2 separate regions of the Mus musculus genome follow, and region 1 is linked to region 2. A link is a loop called in an ENCODE intact Hi-C map of the cell type or tissue named here. Cell type or tissue: left cerebral cortex. All regions are shown on one strand. Links, peaks and the distances in the headings refer to the core of each region. The heading gives the core; the rest is flanking DNA. Region 1 overlaps Kit (KIT proto-oncogene receptor tyrosine kinase). Region 2 holds the start of Kit (KIT proto-oncogene receptor tyrosine kinase).

Region 1 (16,051 bases), core at 7,149-11,148, 72 kb before region 2:
AGTGAATAAATGTACCTTTAAAAAACAAACAGAAAAATTTATTTGATTTATATATTTACATTTTTATTAGAATTCTTCAGAACTGTCAACAGTTGGACAACATATCAGAAAAAACCCACATGTAACGTGACATGTTTAAACTTGCACAGCGTATTATTTACACATAAAGTTACTGTATATATAAAAAATATTTTCAGGGACTCATGGGCTCAGGAATATTCAAAAGACATTATTGCTACATTTCAATATTTACAAAAAAAGCCACATAATAATTCCAAACATCAAGCAACTGAAAGAAACATCTGACATCTGATGTAAAAAAAATTATAAAAATATAAACTTTCAAGAATATCCAAGACAAAATTCTCAATGGTGTGGCCCCTTAAGTACCTGACATCCATATTAACAGCTATTCTCCTTACTCTAACTGAAGTCATTAGGAATACAAAGACATGTTTCAAACAGAGCGCGGTAACTGGTGACAGTCTCGTACATGACAACAGGACCTCCAAACCAGCTTACTTTGGAAAGGTGCAAGAGTGTAGCACTCAAGTGCAAACGATCACTTCTTCCAGGTTCATGGCCACACGGCCTAAAGGATAAAGGGCAGGAGGGGGTGGGGAAAACCGTGAAGGCAACATACCTGAATCCTGTAAGGACAACACATGACCACGTACACACTGAACCCTTTATGTTGGACAGTGATCATGGGTGGTGTGGGGGAGGGCAAGGACAAGGGAACCTCTGGGCCCTGTCTACGGGGTACACTTTAAATCTGTTTCCCTGGATTGGCAGCATTACATAAGGTCTAATGAATGGGTCTACGATAAGAGTGTTGTTAAATACAGGAGGACTCCAAATAAAGAGGTCCTTCGGCACTTCACTCCGCTAAGCCTCTGTGGCGGCTTTGAGTAAATTCTAGACAGTGAGCGACATGCAGGGAAACTGGAGAGACAGGAGCGGTGACAGAAGCTGTTACGTCTTGGGTCCTGAAGGAGGACCCTCAGGGATGCAGGGCAAGTTTCCCAACACAACTCACCCACACGCATAGACACACGCATGCACACACATACACACTTGAATAGATACTGGCCCGATGTCCGGGACGTGCCTATAAAAGGCTGAGTTTAACTTGTGCTCCCTGCTATGTGAGAATCCAAACCAGGACTGCACTGTTTTCTCCATCCTGTGGTAACCTTTTCAAACAGCCTCAGTTCTCCTGCCTGCAAAGCCACTCTGACATGGAAGGCTTGTTCCGAAGTGTAGACAGAGCAAGTATGTTGGCTAAGAGGTCTTATAAAGATTGTGCTTAGCATATACATTTTTTTCTTTAAAACAACAACAACAACAACCACAACCAAAAAACATTTAACTGTTTCCTTCAAATATGTATGGCTCTTAATCTATTCTTACACACAGTAGGTCTAATGCCAGGGCTGTACACAGAAACGAAAGCTTGTGGGAAATCCCTCCTCCAAAGTATGAACGCATACAACGTATAGATGAGTATATACAAAGGCTGACTAGGGAGGAGGCCTTGATTCCAATGCTACTCCCAGACAGCAAAGTACTGAGAAACCAGGTCAGTTGTACAGAAGCCCGAGCGGCAGCCCAGAGCAGAGCATCATTGTTCACGCTTCCCCTGGCTTGTTCCTTCTCAGCCTCGGTCTTCTTAGCGTGACCAGACTTCCGATGCCCCGTTGCCCTCTGTTCTAAGAATGGTCTGCTTTCTACACAAAGGGCTTGGCTTTCCTTTTCTAGTCTTGCTACATATATCTCCCATCATTAAGGATGGCTCTCAGGGCCAAATGGGACTACATCTATTCTTCAAGTGAACTACTGGCCATACTTTTCAAATACACTCAGGGGAGCACTGGGGGAAGAACTCTGGGCATCCAGTTTCACCCCGCCCTTCCCTTCTCCTCTAAAGCAGGAGGAGTCCTTCTGTTTACAGTAGGAGCTACTTTGCTATTGGGAAAATATATACATACAGTTCGGACCTTCGCAGCGGGACGGTGGCTGATGGCAGAAAAGAAAAGGCCATCGGCCACTAAAGTGTGTGCTCGTAAAGGCGGAATCACAGTGGGGTTGGAGGTGGGGTGGGGAACTCGCTACCCTGGAATAGGATGCAAGTCAAAGGGAAACCAAGTAACCATCACAGAAGCCAGAAGGACGGGGTCGGAGACAGCAGCAAAGCCTGTTGGACTTGGGTTTCTGCTCAGGCATCTTCGTGCACGAGCAGGGGCTGCGTAGAAGAGGCGCTGCTGCCCACCGAGTTGACCCTCACGGAATGGTCCACCACCACGGGGTTCTCTGGGTTGGGGTTGCAGTTTGCCAAGTTGGAGTAAATCTGCAGAGAAAGAGCCCACGGTCAAATACAGCGGCTTGGTGACAAAACCCAGCAAATGGGGCCCGCTCAACTGTTGCAGAATCCTGAAGACAAGGAAGAGTGGTCAAAAATCAAGATGGGGCTTATACCTCAGTTTCCCCAGGTAAATCATTTCGAGAATGAGGTACAACACTGCCTGCAATGTTTCTCTTCGGCTGGGGTGTGTCTGAAAGCAAGTACTAGCTAGCCTGTGAAGAAGATCTGAGGATCCCTAGAGCCAACTGCAACCCAAGGGCTGGTGTAATTTGCAGTGGCACCCATGGCTCTTCCAAAGGTGGTTTGTCAGGAATCAAAAGCACTTGGGTGGAAAGTGGCGTTTCATTTGAAATGTGCCTTGATGCCCCTCAGAACAAGTGCTAACTCGAAAAGATCAGTGTTGCGCTATTAGGAAAGATAGTTCCCGCAGATGGCTCAGGGGAGGGGGAGGGCGGCTTAAATGGAGTCTGGTCCCAGTAAACATGGCCAATTCCTCCTTAGAAGCAAGAGAGGAAACAATGGCTTTAGTTCATTCCGCACTCCCCACATTACTGAGAGGGATGTCCTAAGTTCAAACAGCCAACCCTTCTACACAGCTGCGGGCATCCCAGCCATTGCGGCGGCTGGCTGGTTCCTTCCGGCTGTTTTAAAGTTCACTTGACTGTTGTAACAAGCTACGAAAGCCATGACTTTCATTCCAGTTCACCTCAACCCACCCAGGGTGACTGGCCCTGCCACGTGAGGAGACCAGACAGTCCCATGATCAACATTCCAGGACTGGGAGGAAGCACGGCCAGACCTTATGACACCATCTAATGCCACACAGCAGAACCCCAGCCCCAGCCCCTCCCCCATCTCACATCTCTCTGGATGAGAACAGGGGTGGAGGTGGGTGGGAGGAAGCAGAAAGAATGGGCTTGCATTGTTTTCCTTCCACCCGCAGAAGGAAGCCCAGCTTATAATTCAACCAGGAAGGGAGGTGGGAGAGATTGGTCCTTGTCCTTTGAAGCCTGAGGTGTCTGTGACCCTAGAGTAAGGAGAAAGAGGATTCCAGGCCTGGCCCATTAACTCACGTGCTTGGTGCTGTCCGAGATCTGCTTCTCAATAAGTTGGACAACCTGCTTGAATGTTGGCCTTTTCAAGGGGTCAGCGTCCCAGCAAGTCTTCATGACGTCATACCTGCAGAAGCAGAGAGGAGGGGTGGGAAGGGGAGGGGACATTGTTTGTCACTCCTGGTTCCCTTAACCTGCTTTCTGCTGCCCAGCACATGACAACTTCAATAACAAATCTGGGGGCCTGTGCCAGGATGTGCATAGCGCGTGAGTGACATACAGAGAATAAGACCCCGTGTGTGTGAGATACTGTCAAAAGCTTCGGTGCTGTTGGTGACAAGAGATTATGAAAAGAACCACAGCCATGACATTTGAGCGCGGGTGGCCCAAGAACCAAGTGAGTGACATTTCAAACCCTGCTAGCAAAGACTGTCAACATTTCTGTCTTTCAAAAGGACATTATCAGAAGAAAAGGCTTGTGAGTCCTTACATTTCGGCAGGCGCGTGCTCCGGGCTGACCATCCGGAAGCCTTCCTTGATCATCTTGTAGAACTTGGAGTCGACCGGCATCCCTGGGTAGGGGCTGCTTCCTGGGTGCAGAGAGGTGGCAAATCAGTGTCCATGTGGGCGGGAGACGACAGAAGCTTTTAGACAGTGAGGGCATCTTGGGTAAGGAACATTTTACCTAAGGAGAAGAGCTCCCAGAGGAAAATCCCATAGGACCAGACATCACTTTCAAATGTGTACACGCAGCTGAAAATGCTCTCTGGTGCCATCCACTTCACGGGCAGTCGTGCCTAGAACGGAACACAGCAAATTCAAGCAGCTAATGAAGACAGCGATAGACGAGGACCTTAAACCTTGTGACCTCCAGCCACCTCCCCTACTTATAATTCAAAATTCTAATATCTCCCTTTAAAATAGGGGTGTTGAGTCAGTATAGGACAGTAAACTAAGAGCAGAGAAGTCCAGGGGTTCTAACCTTCCTTCTAGTAATGGCCTCAACTAGCAACTTTCTTCTTCTTCTTCTTTTTTTTTTTTTTTTTTTGTCAACAACATATATGGCCTCTCCCAACTATAACTACATTTCCCAGACTGCTTTGCAGCAAGCTATAGCCAGACCACTTAGTTTTAGCTGCTAAGATCTAAATTTTATGCAGTGGCATGAGGAAAAAAAAACACTTAAAATACTGTGGTTTTATACACCATATATATATAGTCTTTCTAGTGGCATCCCTTCACACATCTGCCTTATACCATGACGGCTGGCTGTTGGTCCGGTCATCTTTGACCAGAATGAGGAGGGCTACATGTAGGAATGACAAAACAGAGAGGCAGAAGGGTTCAGTGCTAAGTGTTGTTTCAGAATTCTCTGCCTGGCCCCAAATCCCTTCCCATTCACTCTTGGACCTCTGACACAAGTGCACCCCTCACGCACCTACTAGAGAAGTTACCTAAACACGGATAAGCCAGGCCCAGAATCATCTTTTGCAAAACAAAAATAACTTCAAATACCAGGAGTTGTTATTTCATGGGACAACTGAGGCAATGCAGGATAAAAAAATGCCTACCAACGTCCAGCTCATTAAGATTTACCCAGACTAGCAGGCACTGATGAGCTGTGTCTGATCTCTGTGGTGTGTGTGTGTGTGCGCGCGCGTGTGCACGCGCGCGAGCGCGCACAGTTAGTGCTTATGTCAGGAGACATTCCAGTTCCTTCCACTCGGTCAGGCCAAGCTTACTCTGACCTTGCCTCTTACAGTCTATCAGGATTTCTGGATATTAATCTGTCACATGAGGCAGAATCAATCCTTTAAATCCGTTTACGACTGAACAGTAGGAAGAGAGCCCTTCTAGGGTTGAAGTTGTTTTAGCGTGGGGGGTGGGGGTGGGGGTGGAGGGTTGAGGGAGGAGATGATTCTCAAACTATAAAAACCATCTACTATCTATCCCCAGACTTTATGCTGCGTTCTCCACAGGAGTGTTAAGTGAGGATCTATTAGTGTCTTGAATTCAAGGGGCCTGGGTATCTAAAAATTAACTTCTAAGTGAAATCTAGGGTTGTCTAAAACTAGACAAAGCAGTAAAAGAGGCTCTGTGGCTTGTCCTTCACAGCAGACACTTCACGTCCCATCGCAGTATTTACAGGAATTACAAAAGAAAACTTCCATTCGCAGTCCCTTTGAAAATCACAACAGCCTTTATGATATGTTGCTCCGTGTAATAAAGAAGCGCGCCCATCGTCTACCACTAAATTTGCTTTACAGAATTCGATACAACGGTCATTCGACAGAGTCTGCTTTTCTTGGCTAAATATAAGTATTCCATTCATCTGAAATGGTATTCTGACAAGGGGCCCATAGGCCCGTAGACTCAGAGCCCAGCGTGGAAAATAATTAAGAATTCACAACTCTGAAAGATCTTTCAGAGAACAAAGGGACTTTACAATGACTACACTTAAAATTCCATGCAGCGCCGCGTCACATACATTTCCCTTGTTTGAAACTTTCTCAAATAATTGGCCAGTTCAACGGCTAGACTTGTCAACTACAGACTGAGCTAGGAAGGTTCTGGGCACAACCTCTGTCCTGATGGTTTGGATTTCAAAACACAAAGCAGGAGAATGGGCCTGGCCCTGTTCTGAGAACTCTGCCATGTAGTAACTCCTACAAGTACTGACTCGGTCCCACCCCCGTTAAATGGGACCAGGCTGGAACTCGGCCAGCCTGGGCCCAGACACCCCATTTCCTTATTTTGCTCCTTTATCCTGGAATACTGAAGCATTTCCCATCTTCCTTCGAATATTAAGCCAGGAAGTTGATTTCATCAAACCTCCTGGAAAAAAAAAATCTGACCTTGACAGTCTCTTCAGAACTGTATGACTGAGCCAGGATATAAAGCCAGCAATACCCTTCCTTACAAAACCAAGTCATGCACAGCCTACCAACAGAGATGCTGCCGCCACGGTGATGAACGAGAAGGAACTGCGTTATCACGACAGACACAAAAATTGACCTCCAGGAATAAATATGGACTGTTCAAATGGGCTGAGGGGAAAAACGCACCTAAGAATATATATCTAGGAGGTTATGGCCTTCCCTACCCAGTGGACCCTGCTGACTAGCTATCTCAGATATAAATCACTGAACTATACTGGACCTTAGTTTCTTCCACTATAAACATTGGAAGACAACATGTTCTAAGGTTTGTTCTGAGGTTACAGAAGGCTGGCACTTTGAAAACTTCACTGTGTCCCACAAACCAACCATTACTTATGAATCTACTTAATAGCCCTATATTGATTAAGAGACCCAAGCATCCTAGTATTGCATACAGCTAACTCTAACACCATCTTAGACTGTAGTCATTTCCACATAGTATTTCAAACGAAGCGGGGAGAAAGCCTACCGTGACCTTCAGGTCTACATTTGTTATAGTTGAGCAAAATCAAATGGATTGCTAGTTTCAGCCTATCGTGAAAAATTAAGGCTATTTTTGTTTATTTCGCACACCCCCAATTATACAATTATAGCTAAAAATTCTATTAACAAGCCTTAGTGGTACTAACATGTGACATTACAAGGTAGGAGTTGTAATGATCATAGAAAACAATTTAGAATCAAGACTGGATACCAAAGCACCCTGGGTAGACTCATGAGATGGAGAAAGGTACTCACATTTCCTTTGACCACGTAATTCGAATCATTCCTGATGTCTCTGGCTAGCCCGAAATCGCAAATCTTTGTGATCCGCCCGTGAGTGAGGAGGATATTCCTGGCTGCCAAATCTCTGTGAATACACTGTTGGGGGAGAAAAGGAAAGACAGCAACAGCCATTCATTTCAGCTCTCCGAGAGAAGATGATTTTAATACTACAATGGTGTTTACATGAAAAAAAAAAAGAAACTTTCGTTTTAAAGTATTTAGCACACCGAAAATAAAAATTATGGTGCAAGTGATATTCCCGTTTTGTGTTTCACAGGATCGGGGCTCTAATGACTATAATTGCTTTCCAACCCAATTTTAATAAACGTCTTTCTCCCTTCCTTCCATTCACAGGAAAATGCATTATAAATAGTCAAATCCCATTTCTAAAATGAAAGTTCATTTTGTATGCATCTCTTTGAACGTTTTCTCCAAAAAAAAAAAAAAAAAAAAAGTTTCACAGCTTCAACTTGACGTCTTCTCCCAAGGACACAAGGAAGAGGGTCTTTCATTTCAGCCTGTCTTTTAGCTTGGTAGTTACCTGGGAATGTCACTAGAAGAGCCACTGTGACCTCACTCTTGGCCACACCTTCCTCCCCGGAACACTTTCATCCCGTGCCATCCCTCTCTTCCCGTCTCTATCCTTTCCCTAGCTGCTCCATGCTCTCTCTGACCCCTTCTCATGTCCTGATCCTCTGTGAGTCACATACACATACACAGTACGTGGGTCTCACATACACAGTCATATGCCTTACCAGGCACAGTAACAGTGAGGGAGTCACACTCCTGGCTCCCCCATTTTCTGATAAAACCACTATCCTTCTATTTTCTAGAAGCGCATCCTACATCTTAAAGCTTTTAAATGAACTCACTGCATATAAAAGAATATTCATGGAGGCTCATTTAGACAGGTTTGCGCTTTCAAGCTTAGAAATTAGAACAGGAATTCCAAAGAGACAGAAGTTGGAACGTGAAGAAACGAAATTTTCCCCTGCTTTCGGTTACCACACTTCAAAATGACACTCTGAATTCTAACTAGGACTAGGAAATGTTCAAGGCTTTAAAAAAAAAAAAAAAAAAAAAAAAAAAGGATGCCGTGCTCCTCTCATGAGACTCCATGCCACTTACATTCTTGGAGGCGAGGAACGCCATGCCCTTGGCCACCTGGTAGGAGAAGCTCAGCAAATCATCCAGGTCCAGAGCCAGCTCGTCATCTTCCATGATGGCAGGAGTCACGTCTCTTTCTATGTACGAGTCTATTAGGAAGATAGCAAGGAAAAAAAAACAAAAAACAAAAAAAAAAACAAAACAAGAACCAAAAAACCCTTAGTGGTAAGGAGAGGAGAAGCAGCCTTAGTATCAAAGCTAGCAGTGGATAAGCAGTGTCGACTCCCAGGCCAGTCACCTCCCCAGGGAGGAACAATGGTAGACACAAAGCCAATAGCTATCTGATCATCCCCAGCTGGGTTCCAGAAACCTTAGGATGATGGGGGGGGGGGGGGTCTATCTTCAAAATCTCACAACTGTAACAGTGAGATAGTAGATATAAAAACATGTGCTTTTGCTTGTGTACTGTTAACTGCCACCGGCCAATTTCCTTTGCCACCGGTAGCTCCTTCCAGGGAATGCTGTACTCGCTTCAGTTAGTGGGAAAGAGGCACAATCCCTGCCCCATGTTTCTTCAGACTCAGCCCCTGACCCCTAAGCCCTCTCCCTGAGACAAGAGAAAAAAAAAAAAAAAAAGGAACAAGATTTGATTACAACCCCAGCGTGTTAAGCTGCTCTGGCTAGTTGGTGGGTACCCACCTATTCTTGCGGATCTCCTCTTGTCTGTCTTGGTTGGCACCACGTAGGAAACGCCAGGCTTCATGTCCATATATTCATTTGAACTGTCACTGCAGGAGAGATGCGAGACCCGTGTCAGAACTGAAGGGACTGGACTTGTGAGGCAGGTGGGGGCCATGGCACTGCCAGGCCAGGTTCCCGTTCTCACCCACTTCACCGTGCAGCACTGACTCCAGGGCAAGAAAAGCAATGCAAGCCTTGAATAAAGTTTCAAAATCAGGTTCTGTGGGATACATATATTTGCCATTCAACGCTAAGGTCCAATTCTCAGGGAATTAAATGTCTTGGGGGGGGGGGAATCCAGTTAGAATTCAATGGGGAAAAACAGAGCTAAAAAATGTTACCTCAGGTTACTTCAGACTCTAAATTAGCCCCTACTCAGACAAATGGAAAGTCAACAGGCACTTCGAAGACATTTGAGGGGGGAGATGGTGAACACAGCCACGAAGGGAAGAAGGTTTGAAAAAACCCAAGTTTGGTTCAGATAAACACCAATAATTTGGATGATTTTCTAGACCATCTGGACCTCTTGAATCTGCAACATTTGGCTGGAGACTCTTCAAGATTTCTAGTACTTCCTGCCTCTGATTAGCATAGAAACACCATGACAACAACCTCCTTCAGAGCGTGCTGGTGGCTCCAAACCCATATGGGATCCCAAAGCGCAAAGAACATCACACAGGATGGACCGATTCAGGCCATTATTTCAGAAAGTTTAAAAAACAAAAAACAAAAAAACCACCACAGGGCCCAGTCTCCAGACAAGGCAAAGAGGCTCTTGCCTCCGTATGAGGAGTCTATGTCCAAGAACAACTAACAAAAGGTGGGTTTTGGTGGCATTTTAGTACCATGTTAAACAACTCAAAATTACAGGACTGAAATGAAAGCATGAGGCTTCTCTTGGGACTTTAAGCTTTAGTGGTGGCAAAGGCTACACTGGGCGATGGTAATCGCCCATTAACTGAGGTCTCCTTGGAAGCCTGGATTTAAGGCCTCCAAAGACAAAATCCTGCCATTTAAAGACAGTTGGTATGGCATTTCATGATATTAGTTTCTGGTGCTGGGATTTGAACCCGGGGCTTAGAGTAAACATGAAACAGAGGTAAGATCCGCTCCACAATGGAAGCAGTATAAAATACGAGGGGGCAATTATGATATCCACTGGGCCTGAAGGGTCTCAAGCACATTGGGGAAGAAAGGATGGACAAGCCACAGCCATGACTTCTACTCTGGTTGTGCATCAAACTAGGTTTCCTCCAAGGCTCTTGAACCTGCATATACATCCATCATCCTTTGCATCATCGTCCATGAGAATAATGTCGATGAGGTCCAGAATTCAAACAACGTTCTTTGATAGTGATGTGACTATAATGCAGTAAAATGATGGGGCATGGGATGGGACCAGGGGCGGGGAGAGACTCGGATGCCAAAACAATGCTGATAACTAGTAGTCTACATATGCTGGGTGGTCTTGGCCAGTCTGCGCAGTCTCCAGGACTTAACCACCATAGGACAGCCTTTCTCCTCTTCCCTACAAGTAGTGACACATCCAATCCCACAGGACTAAGGCTGAAGGAAGGACAGAGACACACATTTAAGAGAAATCAGTGACAAATCTCAATTTGAATCTTCAAGGGTACTACTATCTGAACTTCCGGAATAGTTAATCACGCTTAAACAATTTAATAATTCTGATTTCACACCTAGGAGCACCTCTGCTCATTTTTTAAAAGAATCAGCCTTGATTGCAAACCCTTATGACCCCATGAACTGCCTGTCAACAGCTGACTGTTTATGCAAATCAGCCTTACCAGGAAGGCTCCGTTGAGTGCAGAAGGTTCTTATAAAGTGCCGCTTCTGCCTGCTCTTCTTGCTTTGAGAAAATAAACGAGTCACGCTTCCTTCTCAAAAAATTCAAAAGATCACCATAGCAACAATATTCTGTAATGACCAGGGTGGGCCCTATGAGGATAGAAGACAATGTTAGGTATAGGCAAGATGATATACCTTAGATAATCCCGCCTCCTGTAAAAATACCCATGGGTGACCGCGGCTATTAACATTCAGATTCAGTGGCTAAGCCTTCTTAGTCCCAACATAATTCTATCTGTTAACACCGCTCATCAAAAAAGGCAGCATTGTGCTGAGTGAAGTAGCACAAGCAAGCCCCTTTCTACCTGGATGTCTAAGTGACATTAGGGGACAGGCGTGATGGCTGGCTCAGTAGCCACAAGTGAATACTTTCAAAGGCTCAACTATGATCAAGCTCCCTACAGGAAGCCTTTGATTCACTGCTGTGTACGGTAGGCAGGGTTCTGTGTGGGGAGCGGGTGTGGCGGCAGTCCCAAAGGCGCCAGGGACTGCAGCTAAGTCATATGACTTGCACCTGACTTCCTCATATAAGACACAAACATCTTGAGTGCTGCGCAGGTGTACCAGGATACAGGTGAATCCAATTTGGTGGAGATTTGCCCCTGCTGCCCTGATTAGCTGAAGCCTCGTGACTGGCGAGGGGGCGTGGCCTGCGGTGCGTGGATGAGAGAGTATAAAAGGAGTGAGAGGCCCAGGGTTCGGGGGAGATATAAAAACAGGGGAGATATAAAAACAGGGGAGATATAAAAACAAGGGAGATATAAAAACGAGGGCGATATATAAACAAGGGAGATATAAAAACAAGAGAGATATAAAAACAAGGGAGATATAAACAAGGGAGATATAAACAAGGGAGATATAGAGAAAGAAGAAACAGGACTGAATAAACGTGTGCAGAAGGATCCTGTAGCAGCGTCGTTCTTCCTGGCCAGTTGGGCGCACGCAACAAGTGGTGCCGAAACCCGGGACAAGAAACATCTTCAGGCATGAGCGAAGACCCCCTACTACAGGGAGGATTCAGAACTGCATCACGGGGAAGGAGTGGTTAATGAAGTGTTCCTGTAAAACAGACTGTTGAGAAGGATCTGGCGTGGATTCAGAACTCTTCAGCTGGGGAACGGTACTGATGAAGAGAAAGAAGAAAGATGAAGACTGAATAAACTGCTGTTAGAAGGACTGGTGGTCGCGTCGTTCTTGCTGGTCGAGAGCAGGCGCAACAATTGGTGGCCCGTACGGGGAACCGACTCCCCCACCGAGTTCAGAACTTTCAGCAGTCAGTGGTTGCTGGCAGGGTAAGTTCACGGTGAGTGAAACTTGTGACCCCAGGAGTTTGGGAAGGACCTCGATAAAATAGAGGTGAGCATAAAGTTGCCAGGAAGTAGGCACAAAGTAACCCAGGAGTTTGGGAAGGACCTCGGATAAAATAGAGGCGAGCATAAAGTTGCCAGGAAGCAGGCACAAGGTAACAAAAGGTTCCCGGCTTTGGGACAAGTTAAGGTTCCCTGTTTGGGGACAAGTTAAGGAACTATGATAACCTCAGTGTAGTGATCAATAGATCCTCGCTGTGTAGTTATGCTTTTTTCTCCCATTGACCCTTTGTGGGTAGGTCTGATAGTTTTGGTCTTGTTTGTTCTGATATATGGACTCTGTTACTGTTTGAAACTGTGTGTAGAGGCAGTCAAGACAGGTCAGAAAATCCTTATAGAACAACAAGAAAGTATGTCGGAAGAGGAGAAGGGCTTAAAAAGAAAAAGGAAAAAGAAAGGAGACACAGTGTTATCAGGTGGACAGAAAGGACAAAATAAAAGAGCTGAGGCGGAGGAGGAAGGCGAATTAGCTTTTGTGCCGCCTCCCTATGCCTCCTCAGCAGCCACCTGTAGGTGGACCTTCTGTCCGGAGATTTGGAGAGGATCGACCAGATCTGGTGTTGACGTGGGCGAGAGGGTCTGTTTGTGTGTTTCCACAGGACCAGATGGAACCTCTTTGGGTGCCGGAGAGATTGGTGAGACGCTGCAAGAATGAGGCTCCTGATCCAGTTGCCCCTGTGGATGTGGTGGATGATCCCACAAGCATAAAGGATGGAGCCGAGATGGGAGATCGCTTTTTGATCCCTGAATTCCCCTTAAAGATATAGCCCCTCTGGCCATCTATCCCTTGCTTCAGGGAAGATGAGCGGGGATGAGAGCCCTGGGATGTATGCTTGTTATAGTGTGTGTGTGTTTTGTGTTTGGCACATGTGTTAGGTGCAGAGTGTGCGGCCCGCACTTTCGCCATGGTAGCATAGGCTTTTGCTGCAGTGGAGGCGGGACAATCTCCTCAGATTCGGTTTGCCGCTCTAAAAGAAATTATGCTGCGTTATGCCGTGGGGTGCAAGGCTAAGCACTGCACAGAGGATAGCTTGCTGTTGGCATCCTGTGGAAGGCACGTCTGATTGCATGAAGGTTCAGTGTCCTAGTTCCCTTTTCCCAGGAAAAACGACAGGGGAGCTGGCCAAGACCTCTCTGGGTGATGAGCCTAAGGGATGGTTTTGTGTAGGGCCCCTATGCTTGCACACTGGGGATCAGACCTCTACCTTCACCCATGAGGCTTGCTTGCAGCGATTAAGATCTGGCCATAGATTAATCAACATCCTGGCCTTTTGATGCACCTGCCGCAAGCAAAACACAATCTCCCCAGGAGTGGCTTGGCATGATAGAGAGGTAGTCAGTGATAAGACTCCCTGGGCATGTCACCAACCTAAGACAGGGATCAAACCAATGCTGTTTGTCACCCAAGGACGGGTAAGGGGCATGGCTGCGAGGGGCTATCTACAGACATTCTCTCTGCCAAAAAAGAAAAAAGGGGGAATTGTGGGGAGCGGGTGTGGCGGCAGTCCCAAAGGCGCCAGGGACTGCAGCTAAGTCATATGACTTGCACCTGACTTCCTCATATAAGACACAAACATCTTGAGTGCTGCGCAGGTGTACCAGGATACAGGTGAATCCAATTTGGTGGAGATTTGCCCCTGCTGCCCTGATTAGCTGAAGCCTCGTGACTGGCGAGGGGGCGTGGCCTGCGGTGCGTGGATGAGAGAGTATAAAAGGAGTGAGAGGCCCAGGGTTCGGGGGAGATATAAAAACAGGGGAGATATAAAAACAGGGGAGATATAAAAACAAGGGAGATATAAAAACGAGGGCGATATATAAACAAGGGAGATATAAAAACAAGAGAGATATAAAAACAAGGGAGATATAAACAAGGGAGATATAAACAAGGGAGATATAGAGAAAGAAGAAACAGGACTGAATAAACGTGTGCAGAAGGATCCTGTAGCAGCGTCGTTCTTCCTGGCCGGTCGTGAGCGCGCGCAACAGTTCTGGGTCCTCGCCATAATGTTATGATGAAAATGAAGAACCCTAGATGCAAGCCTAGTAGGGAAGTAACCAGGGAACAGCCAGCTAAGCCCATACTGGAAAGTGGCAAAAAAAAAAAAAAAAAAAAAAAAAAAAAAAAAAAAAAAAAAAAAAAAAAACAAAAACAAACAACAAAAAAAAAAACCCCTGAAACGGCCGGCCCGTTTTTCTGAGCATGACTACTTGAAAACACGAGTGGTTCCTCAGGATGTTTAAAAGCGCAGTTCCGAACTTAACAGGCAACTAATTGCCATGGGTAGATACTGTCGCATGAACAATTCATGGTGTGCAGAGTGCCGGGTCTGTGGGCTGTCCGGAGACGTTGTCTAAGCTGCCTACCATCCCATGGCTCTCTCAGGACAGACAGCACCAGCTCACCCTACACAGCTTTGTTCTGTAGAACAGTGTGCCTGCGCACCCTTGGTGGCACTCTGACTTAGGGGCTAGAGCCGCCAGCTTGCTTTTGTGGGAGTGAAAAGCTGGATCTACTTGGTGTACAGTTGAGAACTGGGAGGCTGGGGCCACTCTCAGTTATAGAAGGAAAATCAACATTAACTCTCAAATGACTGATTACGGCCCCCCGCATTATATAAAGCTACCTGCCCCCCACTGCTTATGCCATTTAAGGGGGAGAGTATTATAATTCAATACACACATATAATGCCTAATGAGGAAAGGCGGGGTGTAAGTGGCTCTGCATAAAGAGAAACCTTGTGTGTTCCCAAAAGCTTGTGGGAGTTTAAAATGTTGATCCACTGAGGGCAGAATAGAGGTCCTTAGGACTGTGGAGAGGGAGGGGAGAAATAAGAATCTGAGTAATGGGTACCAAACACAACTGTGATGAGTAGTTCCAACACTCGACCACACAGCGGAACAACTACAACCTACATTGCAAAATCATGACAAGACATGAGTCTGAAGGCTCCCAGCATAGAAATTATAAAAATCTACATTCTGAGGAACACTGTGGAAAACGAAACCTAGCAAAATAGAACAAAATGCTTGGTTAAAAAAAAAAAATCTCTCAAGTAGCTTATAGCTAGGCACTGCCTAAATCATACTTTGATAACCAGAGAGATGGCAACTCGAGACTCACCTCCCACCGTGCATGCGCCAAGCAGGTTCACAATATTCATGTGATTGCCCAGGTAGCTCAGGACCTTCAGTTCCGACATTAGGGCCTCTCTTTCTGTTAAATGGGCACTTGCTAAAAGGGAAAGTGATGTATTTTAGCAAAACAAAGCGTGGGGGCAGGGGGGAAGAACCTATTAGATAAACTGGTGGTGGGTACAGGGGGTGAGTGCCCCCGAAACACTTACGTTTGAGCATCTTCACGGCAACTGTCATGGCAGCATCCGACTTAATCAAGCCATATGCAGTGGCCTCAACGACCTTCCCGAAGGCACCAGCTCCCAATGTCTTTCCTTTAGGAAGGAAGAAGGCAGGGTCATGTCAGTGGGAAGACCAACCAACAGTTTGTGAGGTTCCCAAATCAACAAGGCAATGGAAGACATGTGTGTCTGGAGCCACTTCTCTACGGGGCTCTTTCTGCTAACCCTGCCAACTCCTGTGCAGTTTGACAGAAAGCACTTCTTGTTTTAGGTGAAACAAGACAAAGGAAGCCACTGCGGGTTCCTTAAAAAAAAAAAATCACGGTTACGCGTACACAAAAGGGCTTCTTCGTGGAAAGCCCCTGCCTCACACTGACCAAAACTCAGCCTGTTTCTGGGAAACTCCCATTTGTGATCATAAGGAAGTTGCGTCGGGTCTATGTAAACATAATTGTTTCCATTTATCTCCTCGACAACCTTCCATTGTACT
Region 2 (16,051 bases), core at 6,176-10,175:
GCATGCCAGCCCCAGCAAAGACCTTACAAAAGGTCTTGCCCATCCTTTGGTTTGCAAGTTCAAAAGAATTCAAAATTTTAAAAAGGCTTCTTTTAAAACCTGTTGCATACCCTATTTCTCATCTCACTAGAGTTTTGTCAATAATCGAAGGATGGGAAGTCAGCTCTTTGCCACTGTCAGGTGTTCAGATATCTGTAATCATGGCTGGGAGTAGCAACGAGGAGCCGTGTAATTAGCCACGGACTCAAAAACAACTCAGTTCAAACCCGAACTGGATTTGCATGATACATACACAGACATAACCACACGCACAAGCACGATGCATACTTTTCCATTTTTTAAAAGTTATTTCTCTGAATAGGCAATTACTCGACCAGATTTCATTTACCAAAAAAAAAAAAAAAAAAAAAAAGCATCGCATATGGCATTGTGGGAAGCGCTTCCATCTCTGAAGGAGTCTGAAAAATCCAGGTACCCTAAAGCTTAGCCCTATCACCTTGCACCCTCATCTTCCAGAGTGTCTTTCTACGGGAGCCTCTTGGCTCACTCAACACTTTTGCTGTTCAGACACTGACTGAATGGCAGGCCCCCTCTTCAAGATTTATTTCAGGTCCCCAGAATGCCTCTGAACCCACCGTTCTACTCAAGGAGTGAAGCCTTGCCTTCTAACCCAGCTGTAAGGCATATGACCAGACTGTCAACTAAATGTGCCGACACCTGGCATTCCAGTGGGTCTGCCCATCCCTGATGCCCCTTAGACCCCCCCACCTTACACATATCATCATTCATTCTTACACAATGTTATTGACCAGAAGCTAGTGAACAAGCAGGACTGGGGTCTCTCCCACCTTACTCCAGATCCCTGGTTGATCTACTCTGTGACTTTGAATCATGACTGTGGAATGCCCAAAGGGAAGGGAGGATGGGACGAAGAGTCATGGGCAAGCCACAGAAGGAGCAAGGCACCCCAAGCCATCAACAGAAAAGGAGAGCCGGGTGGTGGTAGCGCACGCCTTTAATCCCAGCACTTGGAAGGCAGAGGCAGGTGGATTTCTGAGTTCGAGGCCAGCCTGGTCTACAAAGTGAGTTCCAGGACAGCCAGGGCTACACAGAGAAACCCTGTCTCGAAAAACCAAAAACCAAAACCAAAACCAAAACAAAACAAAACAAAACAAAAAAACAGAAAAGAAGGGTGGTTCTGCATCCTGAATCCTACATCACGGCTGAGCATCCTGCATTCAGGTCCTACATCCCTGCCAAGCATCCTGCATCCAGCTGAGCGTTTTTCTGCCTGACCACAGTGCAGGGTGATTCCACCACAAGGGAGACCCCAACAGCACACCTCCACCCATAGGTGAGGATGGATCTCTCTAGACCTCAGACTTCCTCCGTTCCCTTATCTTGGCACTCCACTCACTTCGAGGCACGGTTTGCTCCGTGGTTAGATGACCGACCCCCAACAGATCAATAACCTATTTTTAGGCTGTGGCTTCCTCACTGGCTGTTTTCCATGGAGCCAAAGACCTATGAGTCTTCACACTACATCTGAGAAACACCACACAGCCAACCAAGGGAGGAAACAAACATAGCCAGCTATTTTCCCATTTCCAAACTACATTACAAGGATTGCAGACCATAAAAGGGACATCAAGCCAAACTGAATTAGGCGGGATAGGACCATATCAAAATGACATCTGGCTTTCCTCCTATCTCCTGCAGAGATTAACCAACCATGGTAGTCTTTTTCAGCCCACAATTAAAAAAATTTTTTTTCAAAAAAAAAAAATCCCAGTTTTCTTCTGAAGCAATGAAGCCACTGGCAACTAGTACCATTCTTGTCAGAGACTATAAATACTTGAAGACTAACGGCCACTAAACCAACCTTCCTCCCCTTATCATCGCCAGGACTAATAAATCCAATTTCTTTACATTGCCTTCAAAGGACTTGCTTTCCCAAACTGCTCATCAGCTCTGTGTCAGTGTCTACGCCCAAAACACCCGTTTTATTCCTGCCTCCACTGGACAGTTCCTTTCGTGACATCTCTCTTTCTCTCATACGACCGGGACACACTTAACACAAGAGTTCTCTATAATCCCCCAAATCCTCTCATAATAGCGTTGAGTCAGAGCTTGGGACTTTGGGGTTTCATTTATTTCTTACATGGACCTGACCCAAAAAAGAATTTCATTGACAGCAAGCTTTGTGTCTGTGAAATTGAGTCTGAGTTAAATGTAACCCAAGCCCAGTGGGGCCCAGTAGTACCTTGCTCTTTCCCTCAAAGAGCCTCGTCTCACTCTCAGCCTGCCCTGTGACCCCTACCCGCCACCATCCACCACTACTCCCAGGGACCTACACCAGCTGAACCCCAGTTCTCCTTCCCTTCTAGGTGCATGGCAGGTCGTGCAAACTGCATGCCCTTGGGTCTCTCGGGCTTTCTCTCTCATTTCCAGAGTACAGCTAACGGACAGGGCTTCCCATCCTTTGTCCGGTACCACTAAGAGTACAAATGAGTTGTCCTTCTGTGCTCTTTCCCACGAGCACGCGCCTCACATTCTGAGGTGAGACACCCGTTCTATAATAGCCCTCCAAAGCATCCCCTTGAAAGATCAATCACAGTCTCCAGAAGTTAGAGCTAGCCCAAGTGCCCACCAGCTGTGGACAGAGAAACAACCGACATACAACAGAAGGAAAACTATTCAGCCTTGAAAGGAGGGAACCCTGGCCAGGTCTGGTGGCACATGCATGTCCTCCTGGCACTAGAGAGACAGGCAGGACTATTAGGAGTTAAGTTGGTTTGGTCAACATGGCAAAACCTGTCTCAAAAACTACAAATAAACATGACATTCTGGCCTTACACCCACAGAAGACCCCCGAAAACGCTACGGTACTAAAATAAGCCAACCAGAAGAAGGCAACCATTGTGGGGTCTACTTAGACCAGACACACAGAACAGTCCAGCCAGGGGGTGGGTGAGGAGTTCTCTAATAGGCACAACATTTCAGTTTTGCAAGATGAAGTGATAATGCTAGTTTCATAACAATGTGAGTGTACTAACTACCCTGAACTGTGCATTCCAAAAAGTTAAAGGGGCCGATTTTAGGATAAACACATTTTAGTTAAAAATCAAAAAACGAACTAACAACAACAGCAACAAAACCCTCTGCCTTCATCTTGACCTCCTATCATAAAGATAGCCCACGTTTTGGAGCAGGTCATGGCTTTGCTCCACACTGCGCTTAATTGGACAGAAGGCAAAGCAGGTGGCTCCAACTGGTGACCTTGTTCCCAGTCAAGTCCACCTTGGCCTGGCCTTCAAGGCCTTCTTCACAATCTGGACCAAGCTCAACCCTAAGTAAACGCCCTCCCTCCCCATTCCTTGAGGCTAATCTAATCTGGGGCCACATTTCTACCTTCTTATCCTCCATTTCCTTAACCTTCAGCCATCTGACCAGACCAAAGACTAGATGTTCCTCAAGATCTGCACATCTCACGCAGTCTCCCTTAACTCTTCCAACTATCACAGCGGCAGATGTTCGCTCCCCTTCTGTGAGGTGCGTGCTGTCTTATCTCAAAGTAAGACCTCCTGTGCGGGTGTCTACTGTCCCCTAGTCTCTGCTAATACCGCCCAACTAGACTTGAGGCTCCTCTCTTTAAAAATGCTACCATCCCTCACCCCCGTGCATATGCACCCCCCCAGTGTCCCTCCCACCCTCCTATCTGCTGTCCCTGTGAGGCCCCAGCAGGGGATTGATAAACTTCGTTAAACTGATATACAGTGTTTGCTAGCCTTGCCTGTGCTTAAAGCTTGGTCCAGAGAGTGGCAGAGCCGTTAAGGCAGTGGTTTCCAGCCTGCTGTGGGTCAGAACCCAGCCAAGGGCAAGTTCGTGAGGGTCCTGTACTCCTGGGGAAGTAGTCCAGGAAAACCCCTCCAATTCTGTGTCTGCGAAGCCACTTATGTCTAATAAAAGGCCCCTGGGACCAGAGGAGGGGTTTGCCTGGATTCTTGATCCCCAAACTTTTATCCCAAACTCTGCCCTTTGGTGGGAAGTCAAATAAGGGGATGCTAACTACAGAGGTAGGGAAGGCAGCACGCATCAGCAGATTTTTTTTTAAAAACCTAGTCATCGAGGCATAAATTTCATCTTAATACCAAAAACAAAAAAGCCAAAAAGTACAAGCTGTGTAATCTTCTTTTAGACCACTTGTGGTTTTTTTCTCTAAGAGACTAAGCTGAAAGAGGGTGATAAAATCCAAGTGCGCTGGAGACCACCCACTTCCTCTGAGGGGCTCCCGCACTAAGCGCACCTCACACAGAACCTCCAGCAATCACCCCCCAGCTTCTGCACCCTGACCCCCTTCCCCCTTATACAGATGTGGAAAGCGACCCTCAGGAGGGTTAAACATCTGGTCCCTGATCACATAGTCAGTAAGTGGGATTCTGGGATTAGAACTCACAGATGTTAATTCCAGAAACCAAGCTCTTAACTCCGATGCCACCTGCCCTAAATAGTAATCAAACTTAGTTACATTCTGTAGACCGGCTGGAAGCCTAGCCGTCAAGTTGTACACGGGAGCACGTGCCACAGCCAAGAGGGAACCGGAAGCATGGGATAGGTGGAGAAATGATCAGGTCGGAACACTCAGTAGGCACCGTCTCCCGTGTTTTCTAGAAGCATCCAGTCAGTCGAACAAGCATGCCCACGAGCTGGCTACTGACTTCAAACAACTTTCTTTCTCAGAGACTGAAGTCGGATGATGGCTCACACATCCATCCCCCCAAACAGCCAGCAATCTGAGCCAGGGGGCCAGTCTTGCTCCCAGGTCTCTCTCTCTCTCTCCTACGTTTTTTTTTTTTTTTTCAACAAGAGCCTTGCTGGATTAATTAGCCCTCCATTCCAATGTCTCCCTCCCACTGGCAACTTCCTTCCAAGCTCTGCTTGCCCCGTGAAAATACCGACTGGTGCTGTTGAAGCTGCATATGAAATTTTGCATACTTGGATCCCGATAAATGTCTTTTAATCCCACTTTTGGAAAAGTTACCACACATGACTACAGCACTTTCCACACCCCAGCCTGCCAACTCTTGAACCTAATTCATTCTGGAGAAAGGAGACTGTGCTCTTGCCACCTAGATCCAGCTAAGAATTGCTCTGGACAGCAGCATGGCTGGTTTGGCTCATTTCCTCGCGCCCTTTCTTTAATCGGCTGGAGGATCCTGGAGGAAATGACTCAAGACTCCTAAGAGTAACTTCTAAGGACTGTCAACAACAGTGGCAAAAACCCATGACCAAAACAACATCTGCAACTTCAGTGAGCGACAGGGAAGCCCACAAAACACTCCTGATGAGAGTCTCCTCTGGGACTGCGGTGAGTGGTCACTGTATTTCACCGTACTTGGTCACACGGTAAACAGCCACTGAGATCACCAGCCAGTTATCAGGGACACATATATAATGCTGTAGTCCTTGCTATTTGAGGGGGGCTGGGAATGGTTTTCAACTTCATTTTAGAGATAACTTATCTTCCCTTTTCCCCACCAAAACCTTCATGATAGTCTTAAACACCCCTACCCAAACTATACAGTAGTGGATCCTCATAGCAAATTAACCCACTCAAATTGAAAAGACCAAAATGTGCTAAGACAGGTCACCTGAAGTCCTCTTAGCCAAAGCAGCAGTCCTGGGCCCCCAGAACCTCTAACAGGATGGACTTATAGTAACCACTCATTAAATACTTTTGTCTTACTTTACATCAGATTCTGGTGAGTTGTATAATGGATGCACAGTTGGGCACACGGAGCTGAGCTCCGGTTCCTTCACTGGCTGTTTTGGGCAAGTGACTTATTCTCCAATTGGAAAACAATGGTGGAATAGGAATAGACACTGTAGTGGTCTAACCTCCTGGGCCCCTGAGTACAGAAATGGCAGGCAAAGCCCTCAGTATGGGGAGCCTTGCAGACATTTACTGATTGTGAAGCCCCAAGTATGCACAAAACACATCCATGATATGATATTTAAAGCACAGTAGGAAGAGTGTTGCAAAAGCATGGCATACATGATTTATAACGTCATACGAATGTGTGGATGGATGGGGAGAGCCCAGAATGGGGGAGACGTGGAATTATTGAGGATCTCTTCAAGGAACTATCAGATTATCTCCAGCAGGATCGTAAGCCAGAATGCCAGGTGCGTGAATGACCATGAATGACTAGGGACTTGCACCTGCAGGAACAGGGGGTGTGGGGAGGGGGAGGAGGTCTGATTCACTGTTCTAGGACCATCCTGTTGAGCTGTAAACCCACTGTGAATGCCCCGGAAGGAGGGGTTACTGCAGAGCAGGCACTGGTTAGCCCTCCAAAGGTTACAGCATAAACAAAAACACAAAACTGCTTCCTGCAAAGCCTGGAGCAAAACCGTAACACACACACACACACACACACACACACACACACACCCCAAAAGGCCCTTAGACAAGAAAGCTGCTTTCTGAAATTGTGAACTCCTCAGATCCTTCGTGATGCAAATGTCTTCAAGTACCTTCCGTGGAAACCAAAGTCCCCCCCAACACACACCCACTCCCAATTTAAATGACCGCCCAAGGGCACAAAACCAAGGAGGCAGAATGGCTGAAAAGGAGGCCTGAAACGGGAGAGACAGAGAAAGGAATTACAACACACCCTGTGCCAGGAATCAGACCTTCAAATTCCCTCTGCCAAAAAGTTATTGGCCAGAGCAGACTAATCAGGGGGAAAATGCAAACCATTGACTCGTTTCTGTTTTCAAAAGGGAACTGTGATCTTTGTGGCGTTCCACCTTGCTCTAAAGCAGAACAAGGTGGAAAACGTAAAAGATCACTGGGGTCATTTTCAGCTAAGTGGTCAAATATGCCTAGGAATCTGAACACTCATTTGTGACCCTTGGTGACCCCTCTTCTGTGCGCGCAGAGGTCCAGATGCAAGACTTCCCCCACAAAAAAAAAGCCCTCTCCCAGCCTTTCAAAAGCATCTAGGGAGTGAGATCTGGAAAACGCAGTCAGCGGTGGGCTCAAAACAGGTCACAGAGATGCTGGCCATCTGACGCCTTATTGCAGCGTGCAGATTGTCTCTAGCCTATAGCATCAAGGTAACCTAAAAGGGTTTCTGGTTTTTGTTTTGAAAATGACCTAGGAGGGAGCAGGGCTTCAGGACTAAGCAGGCAACCTGCACGGGCAGTGCACCAGCGACACCTGGCAAAAAAAGGGGCAGGGCTGAGGAGCTCCGGAACCTTAAGATCTTGAGACCCAAGTTACCCTGCAAAAGGTAACAAGATTTTCCCAACAGCTTGAAGAAACAAATGCTATTTGCAGAAAGCTTACCCCTTCTCCCCCACCCCCTAGCCTCCCCAGGCAGCCCTGAGTATGGCTATCACGTGGGAGAGGGTTTCTGGATCTCGGGATTCCCCTCCAAAAAAAAAAAAAAAAAAAAAAAACGGCCACCTGCGATTACAAGTCGCATACACTGAAACCAGAGGTTTCCAAAGCTGGGGAGAACTGACTCGGTCCTGGTCCAGCGCGCACGAGGTGGCAAGAACAGCTGCGTCCCCGCACGCAGTCCCTGATTCCCAGAAGCTGGCGACCAACGTAGGCTACAGCAGCTCCCTGGCGCGTGGCAGCAACGAACACCGTGCGGCTGCAGAGAGGGGCGAGCCCCTAGCACGAGATTTACAAAAGGAAAAAGTCTGCAACCTAGCGGCTGCTCGCCACACGCCCGGCTCAAGTTGTCCCCATAGCCGCCACCTACAGGCTCGTGGGGTCCCGCCCCAGAGCCTCACGCCGCGTGCTCCCCGTGCAAAAAACGGAGTTGGGTGGGGGCAAGCAAGCCCGAGATTCGTCTCCTCGGGTGGCGCCGCGCACGATGAGAGCGGCTGCAGTTGCGTCCCCAGCACTGTGCACAAAGAGCGCCCGAGGTGGGGAAGCAGCGGCCGCAAGAAAAGGCTCTCCAACTTTGCCCGGCGTGTGTCCGGGACCCGTGGGCTGGTTGTCCCAGGCGTCGGTCACCCACGCGCAACTTTTAACAAAAAGGAAGCCGTGGCCGCACCTCGCTCGGAGAGAGGACGCTCTCGGTGCGAAGCCCGAGGCCGCCCGCCCCTGCCACCCGCGCGCAGTCGGCACAAAAGCATCACCAAACTCGCCCGCAGCCTGCAGCTCGCTGCCTGGGTTCCCAGAAGACCCTCGGCCCCGGGTCTCCACCACCCGGGCTGAGGTCTCTCAGCTCAGGTGAGCGAGGCGGGCCACCAGAGTCCCGCGGCCGCCTACCACCTTCGAGGTGGTAGGCATGGGAAAAGCCAACAGCTACCACTCCGGACGCACCCAGGTGGCACCCCTCCCGGACCCGGGCTGCGCCCACAGAGGGTGCAGTCCTCTTGTCTGCCGCTCTTTCCCACCTGTCTGGCCACGGAGCAGGACCAACAGGACGCAGAGCAGATCCCAGGCGCCGCGAGCGCCTCTCATCGCGGTGGCTGCGCTAGACTCTGAGCTCCTCTCTCTGCTACAGCTCTCGCCCAAGTGCACCGAGCGCGGCAAAGCCGAGCCCCCAGAGCCACTAGCGGCGCGCGACAGCCCCTCCTCCAGCCCTCCTCCCAGCTCGTGGCCACGCCCCTCCCTTCTCCCGCCCGGGTCGCACTCCCTCCCGCTGCCTAGTGCCCGGGGCTCTCGGGCTGCAATAAGCTGATCCCGGGGGCGCTGTGCCCTCTAAGACCAGGAGCCCCCACAGGCCCTCCACCCTGGATCCTCTTCCTCCTAGCACTCTCCCTCCATCGGTGGTCCTTCAGTCCAGGCGGCTGGCTGGCCACGCAGGTGCTGCCCGCGCTTTGTGAAGCCCAGCGCCACGAGCGCATTAGGTACGGGCCAGCCACCTGGCAGGTGCTCCCTAGACAATAAAGGACAACCACCGGTCCCTCCAGCAAGCTCCGGAGCGGGGAGAATATATTCGGCTTATGGTGGAGGTGTTACTAGTCGGGATTGCCGGGCGAAGGGATTAGGAAACTGGGTCCCCAACATTTATTTCTGTTCCTGTTGGTAGAGGAGGACGGATCGTGGCACCCCTGACCTCAGTAAAAGACCGAGCCCACGTTTAAGTAATTTTTCATGCTCAGTTTCTCCACCTGCTGCGAAACCTGTAAGAATACAGCTGATTTCTATTGGCCAGCGTGGACCTCCACCCAGCCAAGCTCCTGCTGAGACTTGTGGAAACTGGGCCAGTGGACTACAGAGGCATCCTGTGAAGGAGTTAGCTTTGAAACTCGGTTTTTAAAACCTATTTGCATTTGGGTGCCTTTTCTCTTGTGTTAATTATTTTTTTAATCTCACCCTCAACACCCCCCCCCCGCCCCATCCCCTCTGAGTCCCCCTTTCCCCAACTCGATCCGACTGTGGTCTGCCTTAGGAGCAAGATAAAAGCAAAATAATTTCCTTTTAAAGTTTTTTTTTAATGTGTATGAGTGTTTTACTTACATGAATATGTGTGTGTGCCACGTGTGTGACTAGTGCCCAGGGAGGTCAGAAGGATGTCAGATCTCCTGAAACTAGAGTTACGGATGCTTGTGTATCATCTTGTGGGTGCCTGGAGCCCAACTACTCTTGTTCTTTGTTTGTTTCTTTGTTTGTTTGTTTGTTTGTTTCGAGACAGGGTTACTGGCTGTCCTGGAACTCACTTTGTAGACCAGGCTGCCTCGAACTCAGAAATTCGCCTGCCTCTGCCTCCCAAGTGCTGGGATTAAAGTCATGCGCCAACTTTCTTGTTCTTAACTAATTGACCCAACTCTCCAACTCCTAAAGTAATTCTCTTAAGACAATTTCTACCTAGGGACATTTCACAGTCACTGTGGCTATCCGGGGGTGGACAGTAACAATCTGGGTTTTTATAGTATCCGGGTCTACAGTTAACGTTATGAAGTAGAGAAGATAAACGTTTGTTTTGGGGGTTCTTTAAGTCCCAAGATTGTACACTTAATAGTGTTTAAGTGTGAGACCTCAAACCAATATTTTTTCTGGTATCGTTTCCCCACATATTTTTTTATAATTTGTTTACTTATTTATTATTTGTTTATTGAAGGTGCTTCATGTGGGTGTCAGAGAACAACTTTGAAGAGTGTGTTCTTTCTCTCCACTGTATAGGTCCTGGGACTCAGGCACCTTCCAGCTTGGTAGCAAGAGCCCTAGACGGTCCAAATGAGTGGTCTCACTGGCATCCTGACAAATGGATTAAACAGCCCTACAGAATGCTTAAAAGTGTAAACTAGGGCAGACACACACCACCACAAAAATGTAATAAATTGGAAGGTAGGTAGATAGGTGGGTGGATGGATGGATAGATGGATGAGTAGATAAATAGATAGATGGATGGATAGATAATACAAATAATATTTTTAAGAATGGAAAAATAAAAGGGAGATAATCACTGGGGAAAATAACAATTTAAATACACATGGCCTCATTGAGTATCATCAAGAATAATATATCACTTCCCAGCTTTCTGACATCATTTAATATTGAAGCCATCCTTTCGGATATTGACAGGCTTAAGAAAATTCATTTTCCAAACTATTCACTTAAAATGTGTCAGTACTAGAGAATGATCAAATGACCCAGGTATATAACTGCCTCTCCTGACACCACTTAATGTGTCCCTTCCTTAAAAAGTGCACTTTGGAGCACCTTCAGGCCAGCAAGGAGGAGCGAGGCACTGTTAGTAGATGTGGCCCCGTGCTCACCATCCGTGGGATCTGAGATGGGAGCCCTGCCCAGCATCCTTGTAACCAGTTCTGGTCATGCAGTTGCAGAGGGGCATCGAGCTACACTTTCCTCTTGGGTTGACAGACGTAAGTGATAGCACTCAATACTCCTAAACTTCTAGGATCTTGACTTACTTCTAAATCCATCTTGTGTTAAGAAAAAAAAAAAAGCTACTATGAGACTATGAGTTAAAAGATTAACATTATGCCTGAGAGAGGAAAAATTACATTTTTTCTTGTTCAATCAACTGACATTGGAGAAGATAGCATCTCCAGAAGTGTGTTGAAAAGGAAACCATATTGCAATTTAATTCCAGGCAAGAAATTTCTGTTCGGAAAAAAAATAAAAGCAGAGTAGGGAATTATACTGTTCTAAATTGTCATCAGCGTTTACCACTCAACAAACATTATTGAATGCCCAGGACTTGCCAGTAGGCACCAAGGCCTACACACAAATTAATAAGACAAGATCCCCGCCTGTAGGAATTCACCATGTGATGGGGAAAACAGCCGTTCTGATAAGAGGCAATAACATCTGAGAATAGAACTCATGTTGAGCCAGGACACTCCACAGGCCATATTGGCTAGTAGAATATTGAAATCTTATTGCACTGATTTGTTTTTAAAAGCCACCCCCTAAGCACATTCCTAAGTGGCCCCGTGTTCCAACCCACTCCTGAGACACCCACCTCACATCTCCTTAGAGCCAGCAATTACAGGTTGAACGCTGCGCACAGCAGAGAGCCTCCAGGACCTGTGCTTTTAGGGTTGTTAGCTATTTTCAATAGGACCCCCTGCCTGCTTTGTACTGCAAGAAGACATGTGCAAGGTGCTATTAGTGCAGGGCTATGGGAATGAACCACGTTACAGATAAGCACTGTCCAACTGAACATTTTCAAAGATGGAACTGTTTTCTCTCTCAGGGAGAACGGATGGGCCAGTTCTGTACTATATTTTGTGATAACCCTAGATGCTGTCGTGATTGTGTTTTATGTGTTTTTCTGTCCTTTGTCATTATTTTAGTGAGGGGCTGTTGAGTGCCAAATTGTAGCAATATATTGCAAACTGACTTAAACAAGCAAAAAAAGAAAGCAGCGTTTTGGGGTGCTTACCCCTGAATGGCTCAAGGATGCTTTCATTGCACATTCTCCTGCATCCGAGAACTCAAAGCTGTCAGGATTTGAATGGGAATGGTGGTGACGACAGTGGGGTGTGTGTGTGTGTGTGTGTGTGTGTGTGTGTGTGTGTGTGTTGGATGTGAATAGGTTTCCCCCTCCATCTCCAGCCTTCATGGACACCTGCTTTGTGTTGCTCTGTTGGTGTTGTGTGCTCAAGCAGCTAGGCTTCCAGCATCCTACTGCCAACAGAGCACAGCTCTTCTGTCCCATCAGCCTCTTCTATAAAAGCAGTGATAGAGCTTCACTTACTGGTCTTAGGTCACTTGCTCATCAGTAAAAGACATCCATTGAAGCTGGATGTGGTGGCAGTACTTGGGAGACAGAGGCTTGCAGATTTCTGTGAGTTCAAGGCCAGCCTGGTCTGTGTAGTGAGTTTCATGTCAGCTAGGGAGATATAGGAAGACCCTATGTCAAAAAAAGAAAGCAGTGATTGGCTAGATGTGTTTCATATACCCATCCTCCAAAGGAGTTGGGGTCGGAGGTCAACTTCACCTATATTCTATAATCCAAAATAGTGAAGGATATGTGTCCAAAGGAAGATGTAAGTTTTTCACTAGAAAGATAAATAATGCTGCACAGAAAGATCAAAAGACATTTGAACCCAGCATGGTGGCACACATCTTTAATCCCAGACCACAGAAGGCAGAGGCAGACCAATCTGTGAGTTCGAGTCCAGCCTGGTCTACATAGGAATTATAGGCCAGCCAAGGCTACATAGCAAGAAACTTTTGTTGTTATTGCATTGTTGTTGTTAACTATAGTCTCACACAACCAAAATTTCTAAGTTGACTTCACTATGCAGCTGAGGATGGCTTTGAACTCCTGATCCTTCTGCCTCTGCCTCACAAGTGCTGGCGCTACAGGCGATGTGCCACGGCCAGCTTTTTGCTTTTAATCGTTTGGATTCTAAAAGTAAGGACATTTATTGTAGATGATTTAGGAAATACCAACAATCAAAAGGAACAAAATGAAAATCAATCAAGTTGTCAACATCAAATAGCTCATTTTAATGTCCCTCCCAACCCCCCATCTTTTCTCTGAACATGGGTGAGGTTTTTCTCTTTGTATGATTTAAGATTGTACTACATTAGTTTATTTTTAACCCATGTTTTTTGTAAGTAATATGAATGTTGCTCCACATCACTTAGGACTCTGTTCTATGGCTGTACCATAATTCTGAGCACTTTAAATATCTCTGAATGTTTTAAATAGATTTTACTTTATGCCTATGGGTGCTTTGCCTGTTTCTATGTCTGTGCAATGCTTGTGTGCATAGCGCACCTGGAGGTGGGCGGGGGGGGGGCGGGCAGGGGTGGGGGGAATCCTCTGAAACTAGAGTTACAGACTGTTGGGAACTGCTAGCGGCTCTGGAAGAGCAGCTGATCTATGCTCTCCTTAGTGAGCTATCTCTACAGTCCTCGTTCGTGCATTTCTTTTTCAGTGTTTTTAGCCACCATGAAATACTTGCTCATGAACATCCTGGTGAGGATTGCTTGCCTCTGAGTATTTATCTAGGTTAGTTCCTAGAAGTGAAGTGAAGAAGTTACGTTTCCAGAAACTTTGGGAGAATCCCCTTGTAGTCACCTGATGATACCAGGGAAACTGGGATCTCTTCTAACGGTTCTTAGTTTCCGTTGATAAAAGAATTTAAGAGCAGGCTCAAAGGGAAGCTTTTAGACACTATTATTAGAGTTTAAAAGAACCCCCGACCCCACTCCTCTTGCTCCACACAACCACCCACCCCCAGCCCTGAGAGAGACCAGCGGTAAATCTCGGCAGCTGTAAAAATGAAAAGCAGAAGAAAAAAGTCAACGTGGAGAGATCAGCACATGGCCGCAGGGTAGGGAGTGGGTCTTGAGAGAGCATGAAGCCCAAAGTGCTGGGGAAAGCATTCTTAGGACAGAGGTAGAAATAAGAAAAAGAAAACGTGGTGCTTTTCTGGCCTACTTATGAAGTCACATATCAGTGATCCTCTACAGACTGAGTCAGAGAATCCTGGGAAGGAAAAGTCCATTACTTTACTAAAGGATAATTAGTCTGCCTATCTCTGTAGCATGGCTTAAGGCAAACGCATCTTCCTAGGGGCGGTCCCACCTTCCTGTGTGCTGGCCCCTTAGCTCGATCATTAACCCTGCTCAACGGAGAAGCCAGAGAGGGTTTTTTGTTTGTTTGTTTGTTTGTTTGTTTTGGTCTTCCAGACCGGAAGTGTTCCTAACGGACCTTTAATGCTGCCGCGCCACTTACAGCGCCAGTGTAAGCCCATTCAACTTTGTTGTTAAGTAGTCCTTGCTTTATCAACGGTCATCTGAAAATCTTCTATCCGTGAAGTTAAGGACGTGCATATATGACGCACACTGAGACACCAGGCTCACAAGGGCACCTCATGGCTTGTGAGACCAGTCTCGTCTGCGGCTTCCATTCGGTGTCTCTTCGGTGTGCCAGATGTACTGTATGAGGTCCGTAGAAAACGAAGCCCAAGGAAACTTGGAGGCTGAAGCCCTCATGGAACTCCCAGTGAAAGAAGAGAACCACGTGGGCGTGGCAAGGACCACATTGATAGTGTTTTCTAAAAGTTACTCACTGCGTGATGAAGCCCAAGGAGCACCTAAATCATACACGCGGCGACCCCAAGAGGCGTCCTCAGAGAGGTGGCCATTAGATTCTGCAGGACCAAGAAGATGACAAGGGGAAAGAGAGGAAGGAGACTGACTGGGCAAACGACGAGAAGTACCTACCCCCAACCCCCCTCAGAGAGCTTGAGACAAGAAACTGGCTTTCAGAATGTGAAGAACAAGAGCGACAGCTAATGGACTCTAAAGTAGCCAGATGGGGTAAGATCTTGAAAACAGTGAGGAAGGATGAGTTAAAAGATGAGGAAGCTCGGTAGGAAGAGCAGGGTGGGAAGAGTCACGCATCTAGCCAAACACGAAGGCCTGGAGCTCCACACTAGAGCAGTCACAGAGAGGCCGTTGCAGCCTGGATCTGGCTGAGCTTAGTCCATTGCAAGTGTGTGACAAGGAACGCAGAGGGCAGATGTGGTCTCCTAAGGGAGTTGCCCACATGGAAAGGACCGGCATGGTAAATGAAAATTACAGGAAGCCATTGTTTCGGACCAGATCTGACAGACAAGACTAAAAAAATCAATATAGAGCCACTGGAGCTAAAATCCGACATTACCAGACTGAAGCTAGGCTGTGTGGTGACCCTTCTCCAAAAAAGCTTGGAGTGACTGCAGTCTGGTTTCCCTTACCGGTTGTGTCAGCCAGACGCAGATAACACATAAGAGAGTCCCCTCTGCTCCGATCACACAAAGATAACCTGAAGCAACCTACTGTTCACCAGGTTTTCTCCTGGACTGACTTCCTGTCCTTACCTTGCAAGGACAGTAACATAGATATGACAAGCCTGGTTCTTATTTTTAACTTTCTTTAGTCTTTTTCTGTCTATAAAACAAACCTCTTTGTCTTAGCTCTTTGGGACACTTTTTTGATTTTATGGACTTCTGTGTTGCCCCCGTTCTGGCATCAAAAAGAGAGCCAATCAAAATCTATATATCTTCACAGAAACCCAGCCACAAATAAGAAATAAAAAATAAGGCTAGCAAGATGCCTTAGTGGGCGAAGCATTTCTGCACCACCCTGGCAAGCAGACTTCAATCCCCAGACCCCACATCAAAAAGCTGGAAAAAGTGAGAGCATCTGCAATCCCAGGACTCCTAAAGTGAGAAGAAAGCTGGAGGCAGGAGAATGCCTGTGGACCAGATATCCTGGAAGATGAACCTCAGCAAAAACAGAGACCTCGCCTCAAAGATGCAGAGAGAACTGACTTCCTAAAGTTGTCCTCTGACCTCCCCGTGTGCTTTATGGCTTATGCATGCCTGTATATTCTCTCTCCCTCTCCCTCTCCCTCTCCCTCTCCCTCTCCCTCTCCCTCTCCCTCTCCCTCTCCCTCTCCCTCTCCCTCTCCCTCTCCCTCTCCCTCTCCCTCTCCCTCTCCCTCTCCCTCTCCCTCTCCCTCTCTCCCCCTCTGTCCTTTCATCATACACTCGCACACATACATCATACACCCTCCCACATGCAAACATACTAAAATAAAAATAACTC

What was found. A loop is a pair of places that touch in the nucleus more often than their neighbours do. Peaks named below come from ENCODE experiments on the same cell type or tissue, not always from the same donor. Only the 100,000 strongest peaks of a DNase experiment are listed, where the experiment ranks them.
Region 1: a loop joins it to region 2, with 2.5 times the contacts of the local background. A loop is called at or near these places in 1 of 42 quality-filtered maps.

The regions. Positions count from the first base shown.
Region 1 is chr5:75,640,713-75,656,763 of GRCm38, reverse strand. Kit (KIT proto-oncogene receptor tyrosine kinase) reads right to left here. Exons shown (of 21, transcript NM_001122733.1): 11 at 15,939-16,051; 12 at 15,550-15,654; 13 at 15,327-15,437; 14 at 10,778-10,928; 15 at 8,928-9,016; 16 at 8,250-8,377; 17 at 7,095-7,217; 18 at 4,103-4,214; 19 at 3,908-4,007; 20 at 3,439-3,544; 21 at 42-2,350. The coding sequence ends at 2,219. Among named protein-coding and RNA genes, the nearest start is that of Gm32558, 27 kb to the left of the region's middle. In left cerebral cortex, for the core only: no CTCF peak of the experiment used is centred there; DNase peaks (open chromatin) are centred at 7,187, 7,859 and 9,560; H3K4me3 peaks cover 404 bases.
Region 2 is chr5:75,567,489-75,583,539 of GRCm38, reverse strand. Kit (KIT proto-oncogene receptor tyrosine kinase) reads right to left here and starts at 8,553. Exons shown (of 21, transcript NM_001122733.1): 1 at 8,422-8,553. The coding sequence starts at 8,488. In left cerebral cortex, for the core only: a CTCF peak has its summit at 7,747 (motif pointing left); DNase peaks (open chromatin) are centred at 7,733 and 8,553; H3K4me3 peaks cover 2,373 bases; H3K27ac peaks cover 1,323 bases.